2 separate regions of the Homo sapiens genome follow, and region 1 is linked to region 2. A link is a loop called in an ENCODE intact Hi-C map of the cell type or tissue named here. Cell type or tissue: CD4-positive, alpha-beta T cell. All regions are shown on one strand. Each heading gives the region's core, and the rest is flanking DNA. Links, peaks and the distances in the headings are about the cores only.

Region 1 (10,303 bases), core at 4,262-8,261, 260 kb after region 2:
TCCTGGGGACCAGGCTGAACATGGCTGGATGGCCAAGCGGCTCCCAGTCACTGTGGTGCCTGTCCTGGGCTCCTACATGGGGTTACGAGTCTGGCAGCCCTCCCACTGCCCTGACCCGCCATCTTGCCCTCTCTTCCCCAGGTGTCTCGTGCCTCTGCTGGACCCTGACTCTGGGCTCCTGGTCCTGGCAGGAAAGGTGAGTGAGAAGCTGGGGCTCCCACCCACATCCACAGCCTGGAGTCCAGCCCCTGGCCTTCCCCAAGAGAGAGGAGGAACTCGAACAGGGCCTCTGTGTCTTCCCCTGTGCAGCCAAGGTGACTGTAGCTCTCCTAGAACACTGGCCTTCCTGAGAACAAGGCCGAGAATAGAGCAGTGTCAGCACACAGTCAGCACTCCATAAATACTGACGTACACCCCCGGTGCTCACCCCATGTGCAACGAGGCTGAGCAAGTGAGGTAGTCAGCCTAGGGCTCAGCTCAGCGCCCAGCATGTTGGGGAGCCCCATCTCCAGCCACTGTGGTTCTGTGGCTCAGGTCCTTGGGGACCTGTGGGGGAGCTGATGCCAGTCCTGGGCCCTCCCCAGGGGTTCAGTCAGCAAACGGGGCTCAGTTCAGACTCATTTCAGGGCGAGAGGCAGCTGTACTGTTACGAGGTGGTCCCGCAGCAGCCGGCGCTGAGCCCAGGTAAGCCTTGCTTCCTCGCCCCCATCCCCTACCCTCCCCTCCCCTGCCCATCCTGCCTGTTCCCCTATGGTGTCCTCAACAGTGACCCAGTGTGTCCTGGAGAGCGTGCTGCGTGGGGCTGCCCTTGTGCCCCGGCAGGCGCTGGCCGTCATGAGCTGCGAGGTACTCCGCGTCCTACAGCTGAGCGACACAGCCATCGTGCCCATCGGCTACCATGTGCCCCGCAAGGTGAGGGGGACTTGGGCGAGGGACTGCGGGGGCTGGGGAGTCGGGGGGCCTGGGCCTCACTAGCTGCCTGCTTGTCTGCGGCCAGGCTGTGGAGTTCCACGAGGACCTGTTCCCGGACACTGCCGGCTGTGTGCCTGCCACCGACCCCCATAGCTGGTGGGCTGGGGACAACCAGCAGGTAGGACCAGGGCTGGCTCACCTCTCCCAGCCTCCCCGAGTCCCTGGTAGCCCCGTGTGGCTGTGTGCCAACTCAGTCTGGCCTGCTGGGTGCCCCCCATCCCTACCCAGTTGACCCTCCCATGGGGGCCCTCCTGACCGGGCAGCCCATGCCCCCATCTCCCCACTGCCGGCCTCCATGCAGGTGCAGAAGGTCAGCCTCAACCCCGCCTGCCGGCCCCACCCGAGCTTCACTTCCTGTCTGGTGCCCCCTGCGGAGCCCCTCCCTGACACAGCCCAGCCTGCGGTGATGGAGACACCCGTGGGTGATGCAGACGCAAGCGTAAGTACCAGGGCCGCCCCCATCCTCCCTCAGCGACACTGCAGTGGCTGCCCTGAGTGTTCACCGGCTGAACGGCCTTTTTTTTTTTTTGAGACAGTGTCTCACTCTGTCACCCAAGCTAGAGTGCAGTGGCGCAACCTCGGCTCACTGCAACCTCCTCTTCCTAGGTTCAAGCGATTCTCCTGCCTCAGCCTCCCGAGTAGCTGGGATTACAGGCATGTGCCACCATGGCCGACTATATTTTAATTTATTTTTTGAGACAGAGTTTCGCTCTTATTGCCCAGGCTAGAGTACAATGGTGTGATCTCGGCTCACTGCAATCTCCGCCTCTTGGGTTCAAGTGATTCTCCTGCCTCAGCCTCCCGAGTAGGTGAGATTACAGGCACCCGCCACCATGCCTGGCTAATTTTTGTATTTTTAGTAGACATGGGGTTTCACCATGTTGGTCAGGCTGGTCTCGAACTCCTGACCTCAGGTGATCCACCCGCCTCGGCCTCCCAAAGTGCTGGGATTACAATCATGAGCCACTGCACCTGGCCTAATTTTTGTTTTTGTTTTTGTTTTTGAGATGAGTCTCGCCCTGTCGTCTAGGCTGGAGTGCAATGGTGCGATCTCGGCTCACTGCAACCTCCGCCTCCCAGTTTCAAGCAATTCTCCTGCCTGAGCCTCCTGAGTAGCTGGGATTACAGGCGTGCGCCACCACGCCTGGCTAATTTGTATCTTTAGTATCTTTAGTAGAGATGGGTTTTCACCATGTTGGCCAGGCTGGTCTTAAACTCCTAACCTCATGATCCACCTGCCTGGGCCTCCCAAAGTGCTGGGATTACAGGCGCGCACCACCACGCCTGGCTAATTGGTATCTTTAGTATCTTTAGTAGAGACGGGTTTTCACCATGTTGGCCAGGCTGGTCTTGAACTCCTAACCTCATGATCCACCCGCCTGGGCCTCCCAAAGTGCTGGGATTACAGGCGTGAGCCACCGCGCCTGGCCAATTTTTATATTTTTTTTAGTAGAGTCAGGCTTCACCATGTTGGCCATGCTGGCCTTGAACTCCTGACCTCGTGATCTGCCCTCCTCGGCCTCCCAAACTGCTGGGATTACAGCCTTGAGCCACCACGCCTGGCCCCAACCTTCTTTGTCAAGTGTAACAGAGACAGAGAAACACGTGGAGCATAAAGAAGGAACTTGCACAGTGCTTTCTAAATTGGGCAAACACTTAAAAAGCAAGAATTTTCATACAGATCTAGATTTCTGGCTTCTCTTAAAATACTGGCAGATCTAACCCACTGGGCACACCCTCCTGCAGGGCTGGGAGCCAGCAGCTGCCACTTGCTGTCCCCGCGGTCTGAAGCTCGGCTGCTTCCCTGTGTGTCTGCGTTTATGCCCGTGCCCCCCGCCGCTCCTGTCGCATGCCCACAGTGGGGGCTCCTCCAGTCCGCAGGGGGCCCAGAGTGGTGACCCTGGAGTCCGCTGGCACCCCCTCCTTTTGGCCAGTACACCTAGGAGCAGGCTGGCTGACCCCATGCCCCTCCCCAGGAGGGTTTCTCTTCCCCTCCCAGTTCGCTGACCTCGCCCTCCACGCCCTCCAGCCTGGGGCCCTCACTCTCCAGCACCAGTGGCATCGGGACCAGCCCCAGTTTGAGGTCGCTGCAGAGCCTGCTGGGTAAGGAGGCAGGACGGGGAGCTCACCCCTACCGCAGGAGCCCTGTCTGCCCCACTCCCCGTCATCCTCCTGTGTACCCTACTGCTGAGCACAGGCCTCATGCAGGGCACCCCCCTCACCCAGACTCACTGGCAGGGTCATTTGTCCTGGGGGCTGGGGTGTGGTGGCTGAGTCTCACCTGCAAAATAGGAGGGCGGCTGGGGCCACCAGCTTCTGAGCAGCCAAAGCCCTGGGCTCCACCAAGATTCCCCGAGCCACCATGGAACAGGGTATATCATTCCAGACATTATTCCTGGGCGAGTTGCATCCACTGGATTAGCAAAGGCCTGGGCCTAGGTCCATGCTGTACATCCACCTGGGGTGAGGGGAGTGGGCAGCCGGGACTCAAAGAGTGCAGGGCGGGCGGGGACGGCATCCTCACACGTGGTTCCATGTCCCTGCCACCTGCCAGGCCCCAGTTCCAAGTTCCGCCATGCTCAGGGCACTGTCCTGCACCGAGACAGCCACATCACCAACCTCAAGGGGCTCAACCTCACCACACCTGGTGAGAGTGACGGCTTCTGTGCCAACAAGCTGCGTGTGGCCGTGCCGCTGCTCAGCAGCGGGGGACAGGTGGCTGTGCTTGAGGTGAGGGCCCCACCCCACCAGGGCTGCCCCTCAGTTCCCTGCCTGTGGCAAAGACGCGGAGGGCCTTAGCTACCCACACAACACAGGGAGCACAAACCTTGTGTCAGGCTCCTGCCCGCCTGTCCTGTGATCCTCCCAGCCACCTGCCATGGGGCCTGCCACTTTTATCCCCATTTTACAGATGAGGGAGAAGAGGCACAGAGAGGTTTAGTGACCTGCCCGGGTCACACAGCTGTGTAAGTGGTGGAGCTGGGATCCGAAGCCCGGCCACCTGAGCCCTAAGCCGGAGCTTTTCCCGCCAGTTCACGCTGCTGCCCCCTCACTCTCTGGGGCCTTGTGGTTGGCACTTGGGGCTCAGAGCGCAAGGTGGTCAGGGCAGAGAGCTTGGGTCACCCAGCGGTGGGAGCCTCTGCTGCAGAGGGTGGGCTCCCAGACATGCTGCTTGCCCGCAGCCCCTGGGGACTGGCTTTTCTGCCTGGTACTGATGGGCCTCGGGGTGGGGGCACCTCCCACAGCTACGGAAGCCTGGCCGCCTGCCCGACACGGCACTGCCCACGCTGCAGAATGGGGCAGCTGTGACTGATCTGGCCTGGGACCCCTTTGACCCCCATCGCCTCGCTGTGGGTAAGGAGGCTGGGTGCCTGGGCTTGAGGGAGGGTCCTGGGTCCCGGATAGGGGCTGGGGAGCCCAGAGGTCTTGGGCTCAGCAATGATGAGCCCCTGTCTGTCCTCTGCAGCTGGTGAGGACGCCAGGATCCGACTGTGGCGGGTACCCGCAGAGGGCCTGGAAGAGGTGCTCACCACGCCAGAGACTGTGCTCACAGGTCAGGCAGGCTCAGGAATGGGGCTGGGGTGGCCAGTGTCTCCCAAGGGCTCCTGATCACCCCTGCCTTCCTCCAGGCCACACGGAGAAGATCTGCTCCCTGCGCTTCCACCCACTGGCAGCCAATGTGCTGGCCTCGTCCTCCTATGACCTCACTGTTCGCATCTGGGACCTTCAGGCTGGAGCTGATCGGCTGAAGCTGCAGGGCCACCAAGACCAGGTAGGACGGCTGCAGAGGTGGGGCCAGCAGTGTGGAGAGGCGGGGCCAGCAGTGTGGAGAGGTGGGGCCAGCAGTGAGGAGTGGCGGGGCCAGCAGTGAGGAGAGGCAGGACCAGCAGCGAGGAGGGGTGGGGCCAGCAGTGAGGAGAGGGGGGCCAGTGGTGAGGAGGGGCAGGGCCAGCGGTGAGGAGGGGCCGGGCTAGCATTGAGGAGAAGGGGGGCCAGCAGTGAGGAGAGGGGGGCCAGCAGTGAGGAGAGGCAAGACCAGCAGTGAGGAGAGGCGGGAACAGCAGTGAGGAGGGGCGGCGCCAGCAGTGAGGAGGGGCAGGAGCAGTGGGGAGAGGTGGGGCCAGCAGTGAAGCAAGGCTGTCTCTCATATCCCTTCCTGCCCCCAGATCTTCAGCCTGGCCTGGAGTCCTGATGGGCAGCAGCTGGCCACTGTCTGCAAGGATGGGCGTGTGCGGGTCTACAGGCCCCGGAGTGGCCCTGAGCCCCTGCAGGTGAGCACACAGGGGCTGGGGAGTGGCCTCAGACCTGGTTCAGGGGTGCTGGCTGGGTGTCACGCGATGTATCTCAACAGGAAGGCCCAGGGCCCAAGGGAGGACGCGGAGCTCGCATTGTCTGGGTATGTGATGGTCGCTGTCTGCTGGTGTCTGGCTTTGACAGGTGAGGACTCAGGCATCCCCATCCCCAGGCTTCAGAAGCCACCTGTGTCCCCCTTCTCCACAGTCACATACATTTGTCAGGCTTTCAGAAACCATTCCTGCCCCTCACTGGATGGTTGGGTGGGTGGGTAGATGATTGGATGAGTGGGTAGATGGGTGGATGGATAGGTGGGTGAATGGATGGATGGGTGGATGAATGAATGTGGGGATAGATGGGCGGATGGCTGGATGGATGAATGAGGGGGTAGGGAGAGATCGATGGATGAGTTGGGGGTAAGGGGGAGATGGATGCAGGGGAGGGTGAGGGGGGTAGGGGAGATGGAGGGATGTTTTGGGGGTAGTGGGGAGATGGATAGAGGGGTGGGTGAGGGGTTGGGGGGAGATAGATGCAGGGGTGCACAAGGGGCTCTGGGGGAGATGGAAGCAGGGGCGGTGAGGCAGTCAGGGGTAGATGGATGGGTGAGTGATTAGTGGAGGAGAAAGAGTCAATGGGGAACCCAGAGGTGGAGGGGCAGGTTAGGATGTGGCTGCGGTGCCGGGCCACACTAGGCCTCGCCTACAACCCAGAACAGAGCAGGGGCTACGTGGGCGCCTTCTCCCTGCCCCAGGCCCCTTCAGCTCTGAAACACCTGCTTCAGCCCCCAAACCCCCTTGCAGCCAAAGTGAGCGCCAGCTGCTCCTATATGAAGCTGAGGCCCTGGCCGGCGGACCCTTGGCAGTGTTGGGCCTGGACGTGGCTCCCTCAACCCTGCTGCCCAGCTACGACCCAGACACTGGCCTGGTGCTCCTGACCGGCAAGGTGGGCTGGGCTGGAGGGCGGGATGGCAGGTGAGAGGTGGTGGGGGGAAGGCCAGTGTTGCCGGAGGGTTCCCAGCCTGCCTTCTTCCCCGCAGGGCGACACCCGTGTATTCCTGTACGAGCTGCTCCCCGAGTCCCCTTTCTTCCTGGAGTGCAACAGCTTCACGTCGCCTGACCCCCACAAGGTGAGGCCACCCTGGCGCCTCGTCCCCGATGGGACCACAAGGCTGCCCTGCCCCCTGGTGGCCATGTGGGCAAGTACAGGAGCCTGTGGGTCGGGGGTCAGAGTCCTGGGCTGGGGCTGGGCCTGGGGCTGTGCCCAGTGACTGGCAAGAAGAGTTGCTGCTGGAATTATTTAGGAATTTTGAGAGCCATTGTCATACTCAACCATTATTAAAAATCATACTGTAGGCCGGGTACGGTGGCCTGGAATCCCAACACTTCGGAAGGCTGAGGCAGGAGAATTGCTTGAGCCCAGGAGTTCAAGACCAGCCTGGGCAACATAGCAAGACCCCATCTCTACAAAACAAACAAAAAATTGCACTAGATAAGGTTAAACTATATGAACCTACAATATGAACCTAAAAATAATATTAAAAACCAAAGTAATAAACACTCAGTTTATCACTTCTAATTAATTTATCCAATTTTACTATTATTTGTGCTGAGGTCACATGTTTCTGTGTTGGAGTGCATGGAGGAAATGCAGGATGATGTGCTATTTACATCTCTTCCCAACACCACATTCAGGGAGTGGAGGTGGCACGTAGAAGCTGCCCATGGTGGGAGTTTGTAAACTGTGGAAATAGGAAAACACCACAAATCAGGGCTTTCCCTCCAGAGAGCAGGTTGTTCAACATGATCAACACGTTACTGTCCAGGGACAGGCCCTAGGCATGGTGGTCCTAAGTGAGGGGTGCCGGCACCCTGGGGAGACTACGTGCCCAGCCATGAGCTCTAGGTCCCAGCGGCAGCTCCGACTCCCTTGCTCCCCCAGGGCCTCGTCCTCCTGCCTAAGACGGAGTGCGACGTGCGGGAAGTGGAGCTGATGCGGTGCCTGCGGCTGCGTCAGTCCTCCCTGGAGCCTGTGGCCTTCCGGCTGCCCCGAGTCCGGGTGAGGGTGGGGACCTGGGACTCCCATGCCCACCGCCTTCTCGGTGCCTAGAGGGGAGTTTGGGTCCCGTCTGACCCAGCTTCCAAACTTCCCTACCCATTGTTCATGGGGACACCTACCCCCTTCTGCTGAGATGCTGAAACTCATGGAAGCCCCAGGCTGGTGGGAGGGTCCCAGGTCTTGCCCTGTCCCTCCCCAACAGATGCCCGTGTGCCCTGGGCACCTGGTCAATGTCTCAGGACAGCCCGTTTCTCCCTCTGCAGAAAGAGTTCTTCCAGGATGACGTGTTCCCAGACACGGCTGTGATCTGGGAGCCTGTGCTCAGTGCCGAGGCCTGGCTGCAAGGCGCTAATGGGCAGCCCTGGCTTCTCAGCCTGCAGCCTCCTGACATGAGCCCAGGTGCACCGAGGGACTGGGTGTGGGGAGGAAGCGGGATGGGGGTTGGAGAAAGGGACAGAAGGCCCAGGTTGAAGTTCCATTCCTGTTGGCACGCAGAATCCTCTGGCCTTTGGGAGGGTGGAGTGGCTGTGTCAATCAGTCTCTGAGCCAGTGGAGGGCAGGGCTCGTGGTCTGTGTTTTCATCACAGGTCCCCACCCCTAACACACACACACACGCACACACTGTGGTGTCTAGGGCAGGGCTTATACAGTGAGGCTCCATTGACTGTTAATACCACCTCTTAGATCTGCGCCATAGAAATCCCCTAGGTCGGCCAGGCGCGGTGGCTCATGCCTGTAATCCCAGCACTTTAGGAGGCTGAGGCGAGTGGATCACCTGAGGTCGGGGGTTTGAGACCAGCCTGGCCAACATGGTGAAACCCCATCTCTACTAAAAATACAAAATTAGCCTGGCGTGGTGGGCGCCTGCAATCCCAACTACTCCAGAGGCTGAAGCAGGAGAATCGCTTGAACCCAGAGGAGGCGGAGGTTGCAGTCAGCCTAGGTCACATCATTGCACTCCAGCCTGGGCAACAAGAGCAAAACTCCATCTCAAAAAAAAAAAAAAAAAAAGAAAGAAAGAAAAGAAAGAAAGAAATCCCCGAGGGCTTGGCACCAAAGAGCCCTAACGAAGGGGACTCTCTGACACGTGTCCTTGCTCTGTCCCAGTGAGCCAAGCCCCCCGAGAGGCCCCTGCTCGTCGGGCCCCATCCTCAGCGCAGTACCTGGAAGAAAAGTCTGACCAGCAAAAGAAGGAGGAGGTAGGCATGGGAGAGAGCAGCTGTGCGGAGGTGACAGAGTCCTGGCTGCACCTGGCCACGGCCCCTTAGTTCTCCATCCCCAACCCAGACTGGGACAGCAGCCACATGTCACGTCCCCTTCACACCAGAGCCTGGTGGGGAGACCTTCCAGAGCCCTACCACTGACCATGGGGCCCGGGAAGTGGGGGAGGGCAGTGGGAGCCCTGCCCTGGCCAGGCCAAACCCAGCCTAAGCCGGCAGTTCTGGGCCCAAGTGCTTTTGGGACCTTGGAGTATATTTTGAGCACTTGAGGCCATGTGCAGAGATAGTAGCCCTTGTATCTGGTGCCACATGCCGCAGCCTCTCAGTCTCTTACTCCCCCTGTCTCTTCTTTGTGTCTTTTTCAATAGAAACCCATCGATTTTGTCAGGGCTGTAATTAAAATGGCTCTTTTGAGGCCGGGCACGGTGGTTCATGTCTGTAATCCTAACACTTTGGGAGCCCAAGGCAGGCGGATTGCTTGAGCTCAGGAGTTTGAGACCACCCTGGGCAACACGGTGAAACCCCGTCTGTACTAAAATACAAAAATTTAGCCGGGCATGGTGGCGGGCGCCTGTGATCCCAGCTACTCGGGAGACTGAGGCAGGAGAATCACTTGAACCCAGGAGGTGGAGATTGCAGTGAGCCGAAATCGTGCCACTGTACTCCAGCCTGGGTGACAGAGCGAGACTCCGTCTCAATAAATAAATAAATAAATAAAAATAAAAATAAAAATAAAATATAGTGGCTCTTTTGGCCAGGCATGGTGGTTCACACCTGTAATCCCAGCACTTTGGGAGACCAAAGCAAGAGGATATAAGTGATGGAGTTTGAGACCCAGCCTGAGACCAGTGAAACCCCATCTCTACAAAAAAATTTTTTAAATTAACCAGGTGTGGCCAGGCATGGTGGCTCACGCCTGTAATCCCAGCACTTTGGGAGGCCGAGGAGGGCGGATCACCTGAGGTTGGGAGTTCGACACCAGCCTGACCAACATGATGAAACCTCGTCTCTACTAAAAACACAAAATTAGCCGGGCATGGTGGCGCATACCTGTAATCCCAGCTACTTGGGAGGCTGAGGCAGGAGAATCGCTTGAACCCAGGAGGCAGAGGTTGTGGTGAGCCGAGATTGTGCCATTGCACTCCAGCCTAGGCAACAAGAACAAAACTCTGTCTCAAAAAAATAAATAAATAAAATAAAAATTAACCAGGTGTGGTGTTACACACTTGTAGTCCCAGCTACTTGGGAGGCTGAGGCAGGAGAATTGCTTGCACCCAGAAAGTCAAGGCTGCAGTGAGCCATGATTGCACCACTGCACTCCAGCCTTGGTGACAGAGCAAGACCTTGTCTCTCTCTAAAACAAACAAACAAACAAAAAGGCCGGGCGCTGTGGCTCACGCCTGTAATCCCAGCACCGTGGGAGGCCGAGGCGGGCGGATCACGAGGTCAGGAGATCGAGACCATCCTGGCTAACACGGTGAAACCCCCGTCTCTACTAAAAATACAAAAAATTAGCCGGGCATGGTGGTGGGCGCCTGTAATCCCAGCTCCTTGGGAGGCTGAGGCAGGACAGTGGTGTAAACCCGGGAGGCAGAGCTTGCAGTGAGCCGAGATCGCGCCACTGCACTCCATCCAGCCTGGGCGACAGAGCAAGACTCCGTCTAAAAAAAAAAAAAAAGTTCTTTTCACAGCCTTGTCAGGGTTGTTCTTGGAGTGGGAGAGGGAACAGGGAGTCCTATTCCCTTACCTACCCTTCTTCTGCC
Region 2 (7,777 bases), core at 3,778-7,777:
AGCCTTGCCAATATGGTGAAACCCTGTCTCTACCAAAAATACAAAAAATTAGTTGAGCGTGGTGGTGCGCGCCTGTAATCCCAGCTACTGGGGAGGCTGAGGCAGGAGAATCGCTTGAACCTGGGAGGTGGAGGTTACAGTGAGCCCAGATTGCGCCACTGCACTCCAGTGGGAGTGAGAGAGCGAGACTCTGTTTCCAAAAATAATAATAATTAAAAAACAATTATCTGGCCAGGCACAATGGTTCACGCCTGGAATCCCAGGACTTTGTGAGGCCGAGGTGGGCGGATCACCCAAGGTCAGTTCAAGACCAGCCTGGCCAACATGGCAAAACCCCCATCTCTACTAAAAACATAAAAATTAGCTGGGTGTGGTGGCATGTGCCTGTAATCCCAGCTACTCGGGAAGCTGAGGCAGGAGAATCGCTTGAACCTGGGAGGTGGAGGTTACAGTGAGCCAAGATTGCCCCACTGCACTCCAGTGTGGGTGACAGAGCGAGACTCTGTTTCCAAAAATAATAATAATTAAAAAACAATTATCTGGCCGGGTGCAATGGTTCACACCTGGAATCCCAGCACTTTGGGAGGCCGAGGTGGGCGGATCATTCAAGGTCAGGAGTTGGAGACTAGCCTGGCCAACATGGCAAAAACCCGTCTCTACTAAAAACAAAAATTAGCTGGGTGTGGTGGCACGTGCCTGTAATCCCAGCTACTCGGGAGGCTGAGATGGGAGAATTGCTCGAACCTGGGAGGCGGAGGTTGCAGTGAGCGGAGATCGCGCCACTGCACTCCAGCCTAGGCGACAGAGCAAGACTCTGTCACAGAAAAACAATCTGATGTAGATTCTATTTCTATTACCAATTTACAAAACAGTAAAGTGAGGCTCAGAAAAATGAAGTACCCTAATGAGGTTGCACAGTAGGTGGGTGGCACAGCTGGAATTGAGCCAGGCCACTGCTCTTACCTGGGCACGTCCCTGCCTCCACAGAGGCATGCTCCAGAGTGCCAGATTGCCAGGCTCTTGCCCCCAGATGGATGGGCCTGAAGCCCCCCACCCATTGTGATCTCTCTTCATTTTATATTTCTTTCCATTGAATCACGTAACTCACGTACATGTACATGTATTTGTGTATCAACGCTGCATTCAACTGACTGCCCTCCTCATTTGCGGGGAGGAAGGGAGAGTCCTGAGCATCAGCTGTTCCCACTGAAAAACAACACTAAGAGCATATCCTCCCTATGGAGCCTGTGCCAGAGCAGTCATTTCCACCAGGTGGATGTTTCATTAACTCTTCTTCTCAACAGAGCTTTGGACTCAAGGTGTCCTCAAAGCCCTTTCAGCAGTATTTTTCTGTGCTTACCCACACCCAGATGGAAGACAGGCCCTTCCCGATTTGGTCCAAGTTCCATTATCAACATCTGAGTGGATTCATTTATTTTTATTTATTTATTTATTTATTTTATTTTTTTTGAGATGGAGTTTCGCTCTGTCGCCCAGGCTGGAGGACAATGGTGCAATCTCGGCTCACTGCAACCTCCGCCTCCCGGGTTCAAGCGATTCTCCTGCCTCAGCCTCCGTAGTAGCTGGGATTACAGGCATGTGCTACCACGCCCGGCTAATTTTGTATTTTTAGTAGAGACGGGGTTTCTCCATGTTGGTCAGGCTGGTCTCGAACTCCTGACCTCAGGTGATCTGTCCGCCTCGGCCTCCCAAAGTGCTGGGATTACAGGCGTGAGCCACCGTGCCCGGCCTGGATTCATTTATTTATTTACGTTTGGAGACACAGTCTCACTCTGTCACCCAGCCTGGAGTGCAGTGGCATGATCATGTGGGATCTCGGCTCGCTTTAACTTCCGCCTCCCAGGTTCAAGCGGTTCTCCTTCCTCAGCCTCCCGAGTAGCTGGGATTACAGGCACCCACAACTAATTTTTGTATTTTCAGTAGAGACAGGGTTTCACCACGTTGGCCAGGCTGGTCTTTAACTCCTGACCTCAGGCAATCCCCCCACCTTGGCCTCCCAAAGTGCTGGGATTACAGGCGTGTGCCGTCATGCCTGGCCAATTCATTGATTTATTCAACAAATATTTATCCTGCAGCTACTATGTGACAGGTGATGAACCAGGCAACAGGCATCAAATGGTAGGACAAGCTAGACATGGAGGCTGCAGGCAGGTGAGGAAATAGACGCTAGAAAGGTTAACAAGTATATAATTCCAGAATGTGGTGGGTGCTCTGCAGAAAACGTTGAGATGCAATTAATTGACACTATTGGCAGGGGAGTCAGGGAAGGGGTTTTTTTGAGGAGGTGACAGCTAAGCCAGGACTTGATTTATTTTTTGTTGCTGTTGTTGTTGCTGTTGTTTGAGACGCAGCCTCACTCTGTTGCCCGAGGTGGAGTGCAGTGGAGCGATCTCAGCTCACTGCAACCTCCGCCCCCTGGGTTCAAGCAATTCTCCTGCCTCAGCCTCCCGAGTAGCTGGGACTACAGGCGCGTGCCAGCACACCCAGCGAATTTTTGTATTTTTAGTAGAGATGGGGTTTCACCATGTTGGCCAGGCTGGTCTTGAACTCCTGACCTCAGGTAATCTACCCACCTCGGCCTCCCAAAGTGCTGGGATTATAGGCGTGAGCCACCGCGGCCGGTTGCTAAACCAGGACTTGAAATACAATTAATAGCCAGCCAGGCAAAGTGTGAGGGATTAGGCTGCTCCAGGTTCTAGGTAGGGGTAATGGCATATACAAAACCTCTATAGTGGGAAAGAACTGAGTACGGCACAGGACTAGAATCAAGTGAGGGAGATGGCAAGGCAAGGGCCAGATCTTGCCTCACATTCAGCCAGCATTGGGCTCTCTGAAACGTAAAGACAGGGCCAGGTGCGGTGTCTCACGCCTGTAATCTCAGCATTTTGGGAGGCCAAGGCAGGTGGATCGCTTGAGCCTAGGAGTTCGAGGCCAGCCTGGGCACCATGGCAAAGCCCTGTCTCTACAGAAAATATAAACATTAACCAGGCGTGGTGGTGCACATGTGTAGTCCCAGCTACTTGGGAGGCTGAGGTGGAAGGATCCTTTGAGGCTGGGAGGTCGAGACTGTAGCGAGCCATGATTGTGCCACTGCACTGCAGCCTGGGTGACAGAGTGAGACCCTGTCTCAAAAATAAAATAAAATGAAAAAAAAAAAAAAAGAAACATAAAGACAGACGCTGGAGACGACTGGTGGCTTCCTGGTCTGAGTGCCTGAGTCTCAAGTCTAGACTTCTCAACCCCCTGAGTGGGCAGGATCCTGGCGTATTCTGGTGCTCCCAGAGCCAGGCACCCGGTGGGTGTCTGATAAGCACATCTGTGGAATAAATCAAAGAATGGGGTGAGGAGGAGGCGGCCAGGGCCCTGGGCCCCCCATGGACTGGCCATGTGAAGTCTGGCAAAGCCTTGAACCTCTTGGGCCCTCAGGTGACATAAGGGCACTGCTGGAAATGCCTTCTCCTCTCCCTCCCACTAGGTGCTGGCCCCAGCTGTCAGGTTCCATCCCAGCCTGCTAAGGAATCCAAAGTTCATTCTCCAACCAGGCTAATCCTGGCTAAAAACAAGGTTGTTTTTTAATTCCCTGTTGCCCGTGGAAAAACAAGCTGGCTTAGGGGATGGGGGTGAGGGGGTTGCATGGAGACCAGTAGGGTGACCTTTGACTCTGCCAGCCCCACCTGCCCAACTCTTGCCAGCCTGCTGGCCTGAGAGAGATCCTCCTGAGCTGGGCAAGCCTGGGCAGGCAGCTGAGTGGTACCTGGACGATGGTGGAAGGAGGGGTGAAGGCACTTCCTGCCTCCCTATGCAAGGCAAGCCCTTAGTGGGCCCTGCCGGGACAGTGTCCCTCCTCCCTTGCCAGAAATGCACCATGGGTGCCCGCTCTTCTCCACAGGTTCTGAATGTCAGAGGGTAAGGCTGGATTCCAGCCTCAGTTTTATCTGTAAAATAGGGCTAGGGCTTCCCAGAGTGGTCCAGATGGAGGCAAACAGGTGAGAGCACTAGAACCGTGCAAATAGCACCAGGCCCTGCACTCTGCATTTTACAGGCATTAATCTTCCACAGCAGTGAGGCCAGAACTCAGCCCCGCCAGTGAGAAAGTGAAGCCCAGAGCTCTGGTAACTCGCTCAACATTAAGCATTAAGTCATTAAGCAGCGGAGTCAAGCCTGACACCCAGGTCTGTCTAGCTCCCGAACCTGCCCACCTTCTACCACACTGTGTTGTCGTCCTAGTGGTAATTATTATAGCGGGAATCATATTCAGAGCTGGTTTTTACTGTGGGCCTACCCTGTGGAGCACTTTGCCCATATTAATTCATGCATATGAGCTTTGCAAAGGTTAAGGAGCAACTCTTAGCAAGAGCAAACATCTCTTGGAACCATCAGGGTTTACAAAATACTGTGGCCCCTAAGTGATCCGCAAACAGCAGGAAAGAATTTTAAACTGTATTTCCCGTGGTCAGATGGCTTCTGCCGAGGCTAAGTGCCTGCCTGGGAAAAGCCAAGACTCAGTGTCCGCCCCTTGCCTATAGGCCAGGCTCCCAGCCCCAGCCCTCAGAGACCAACTCCACTGCACCCTGACTCCCTTCCCTCCCCAGCCCTCTCCGCTATCTCAGTGCCCCAAGCCTTCCCCACCACCCTACCCTCCCACCCCAGGACATTTCAGGTCCAGTCCACTAGTTCCCCTACTGTCCTCCTCCCACCACCCAATGGGAGAGTCCTTGGTCAGGCTTGAGGGGCCCGGGTAGGAGCCGCAGCTTGAGGCAATTCCCTCCATTCCATCCAATTCCGAAGGCAGGGCAGACTCCCCTGGAACCAGACACATCAAGAACGTCGCCTAGTTCAGACCGGAGCTCTCCACCACCATCTGATCCCAGCACAGCCACAGCCACAGTGATCCCAACGTGTCCAAGGGATCAGATCTGTTTACACATTTCAGTATCCCCTAACTCACCCCCAGGGCCAGTGCCGGCCTCCCTAGGGCATTTTTTATTTTTTGGAGACAGGATCTTGCGCTGTTCCCCAGGCACAATCACGGCTCACTGCAGCCTCTGACTTCCCAGGCTCAAGCAATCCTCCTACCTCAATCTGTAGCTGGGACTCCAGAATTTTTTTTTTTTTCTTGAGACAGTCTTGCTCTGTCGTCTAGGCTGGAATGCAATGGCGCGATCTCAGCTCACTGCAGCCTCCGCCTCCTGAGTTCAAGCAATTCTCCTGCCTCAGCTTCCCCAGTAGCTGGCACTACAGGCGTGTGCCACCATGTCCGGCTAATTTTTGTATTTTTAGTAGAGACGGTTTGACCAGGCTGGTCTGGAACTCCTAACCTCAAGGGATCTGCCCGCCTCGGCCTCCCAAAGCGCTAGGATTACAAGCGTGAGCCACGGCGCCCGGCCAATTTTTTTTATTTTTTATTTTTTGTAGAGACGAGGGTCTCACTATGTTGCCCAGACTGGTCGCAAACTCCTGGACTCTAGTGATCCGCGCCCATCTCGGCCTCCTAAAGTGTTGAGATTACTTACAGGTGTGAGCCATGGAACCCAGCTAATTCTCTGTTTTTTTGTTGTTGCTTTGTTTTTTGGTTTTTTTTTTTGAGACAGAGTCTTGCTCTGTGGCCCAGGCTGCAGGGCAGTGGCGCGATCGCGGCTCACTGCAACCTCCGCCTCCTGGGTTCAAGCGATTCTCCTGCCTCAGCTTCTGGAGTAGCTGGGATTACAGGCGACTGCCACCACGCCCGGCTAGTGTTTGTATTTTTAGTAGAGAACGGGTTTCGCCGTTTTGGTCAGGCTGGTCTCGAATTCCTGACCTCAGGTGATCCGCCAGCCTCGGCCTCCCAAAGTGCTGGGATTACAGGCGTGAGCCACTGCGCCCGACCCGAACTCAGCTAATTTTCTTAAAATGTAAATCTCTGTAGAGGCGTGTTCTCAAAGTCCTGGGCCTAGGCAATCCTCCCTCCTCGGACCCCGAGTAGGTGGGATTACAGGCCACCGCGCCAGCCCGGGAGGGCATTTTCCATCTTGCAAGGCTATACTCGTCCTCCGGGTTTCCGAAATTCGCTCCCAACCCCAGCCGTTCTCACAGCCCCCACCCGGCTATTGCTCTTCTGTCGCCCCACGCTAGGTCAGGGCCAGGAAAAGAGGAAAGACTCAACAAATAGTGTCTCAACGAAGGAGGCTGGGGCCAGGGGGCGCAAGGAGCCGGACCAAGGTCACCTAGAGCTGCTATGATCGCGCCTTACCGCCCCCGGGCGCTCGAAGCGGGCTAAAGCCTCACTAGCTGTCAGCAACGTCAACCGGAAGCGCCATGTGCCGGTCTGTAAACACCGCCCGGTCGCCCCGCCCCCGGCTCCGCCCCCGGCCTCCCCGGCCCAGCGCCCGCCCCCGCCGCCTCTTCATTGGGCGACCAGCTTTGTTTACCTTATATGGCCAGGTCCTAACACCCCGAGGCTGTCCATTGGTCGAGGCACGACCTCACTCAGCTGACGTCACCGGGACCAAACGATGCAAATAAACCGAGGCATTCTGGGAAAGGGAGTTTGGGGCCGCTCCGGAACTGGCTCTGCCGGGCCTTGGCGCCCGCCCGCTAAGGGCCGAGATTTCCGGCAAAGAGCACGAGATTTTGCGTGGGAAAGCGGGAGAACTGCTGGGAGGGGGACCCCGAAGCACCAGAGGCTGCTGGCCCCGCCAGCCTGTCCCAGGCGCCGTCCAGAGGGTCATGGGGCTACAGTGGGGCAGGCCCAGAGCCAGGCTAGGAAGGACCCATGCCACGAGTGGGCGATGAGAGATTGAGTGAGGAGAGCTAGGAGGCTAGCTATAGGCGGTGACGTGCGGCGGAGCTTTTAAGTGGCTCATTCATTCATTCACTGAACGAGTATTTGTCGGCGCCTACAGTGTGCCGGGCCTTTCAGCCTAGACCAGCCGATTTGGGCCAAAATTCCTAGAGACCCCTCTCTTAAGGGCGTGCCTACTATTTAACACAGAGCGATGCCAATCACAGAGGGGTTCAGGGTCCCTAGGTCTTAGCAAAGACGCCTGTGGCCCGGCGTTTGCGCCCATGCACAGATCTGTATGCCCCACCTTGGGACCCCAATTCGTGCCAGAGCAGGGGCACGGGTGCCACCGAGAGCAATGAGGGCGACATGGACGTGCCTGGCTCTGGTCACGGTCTGGACAGCTGCGCACAGTAGGCACTTAGCGTTCAGTCACAGTCCCCGGGGCATGGCAAAGACGTCTGTGGCCTGGCGTTTGCGCCCATGCACAGATCTGTGGCCCCGGCCTCTGGGCTCCTAATTCCCGCCAGAGCAGGGGCGTGGGTGCCACCGAGAGCAACGAGGGCGACGTGGACGTGACTGGCTCTGGTCCCAGCTCAGGCGCCTGCACACATTAGGCACTCAGTTTTCAGACACCGTTCCTGGGCCTTGGCAAAAACGCCTATGCACGAACCTGAGGCCCCCGCCTGCGGACCTCCATCCGTGCCAGAGCAGGGGCCGGGTGCCACCCAGAGCAACGAGGGCGACGTGGACTCCCCCAACCCTGGTCACGGCCCGGGCATCCACACACAGTAGGCGCTCACAGTTCAGACACGGTCCCCAGGCCTTGGCCAAGATCCTGTGGTCAGGCATTTGCGCCCATGCACAGACGTGGCCCCCGCCAGCGGACCCCCATCCGTGCCAGAGCAGGGGCACGGGTGCCACCGAGAGCAACGAGGACGACGTGGACGCGCCCGGCTCGGGTTACGGCCCGGACATCCGCACAGCGGGCGCTCG

Evidence for each region. Peaks named below come from ENCODE experiments on the same cell type or tissue, not always from the same donor. Only the 100,000 strongest peaks of a DNase experiment are listed, where the experiment ranks them.
Region 1: a loop joins it to region 2, with 2.3 times the contacts of the local background. A loop is called at or near these places in 5 of 110 quality-filtered maps.

Annotation. Positions count from the first base shown.
Region 1 is chr16:4,355,384-4,365,686 of GRCh38, reverse strand. It overlaps CORO7-PAM16 (CORO7-PAM16 readthrough), which reads left to right. Exons shown (of 31, transcript NM_001201479.2): 10 at 142-196; 11 at 627-684; 12 at 767-912; 13 at 998-1,090; 14 at 1,274-1,411; 15 at 2,949-3,075; 16 at 3,527-3,702; 17 at 4,218-4,326; 18 at 4,439-4,525; 19 at 4,602-4,744; 20 at 5,139-5,243; 21 at 5,324-5,409; 22 at 6,066-6,207; 23 at 6,302-6,391; 3 more. It overlaps CORO7 (coronin 7), which reads left to right. Exons shown (of 28, transcript NM_024535.5): 10 at 142-196; 11 at 627-684; 12 at 767-912; 13 at 998-1,090; 14 at 1,274-1,411; 15 at 2,949-3,075; 16 at 3,527-3,702; 17 at 4,218-4,326; 18 at 4,439-4,525; 19 at 4,602-4,744; 20 at 5,139-5,243; 21 at 5,324-5,409; 22 at 6,066-6,207; 23 at 6,302-6,391; 3 more. Among named protein-coding and RNA genes, the nearest start is that of PAM16, 9.2 kb to the right of the region's middle. RefSeq lists an enhancer at 1-360. In CD4-positive, alpha-beta T cell, for the core only: CTCF peaks have their summits at 6,242 and 6,444 (motif pointing left); DNase peaks (open chromatin) are centred at 4,987 and 6,426.
Region 2 is chr16:4,615,049-4,622,825 of GRCh38, reverse strand. No RefSeq gene overlaps it. Among named protein-coding and RNA genes, the nearest start is that of UBALD1, 4.0 kb to the right of the region's middle. RefSeq lists silencers at 6,205-6,434, 7,678-7,777 and enhancers at 6,485-6,744, 6,582-7,153, 7,154-7,726. In CD4-positive, alpha-beta T cell, for the core only: a CTCF peak has its summit at 6,230; DNase peaks (open chromatin) are centred at 5,545, 6,485 and 7,225; H3K4me3 peaks cover 2,170 bases; H3K27ac peaks cover 1,982 bases.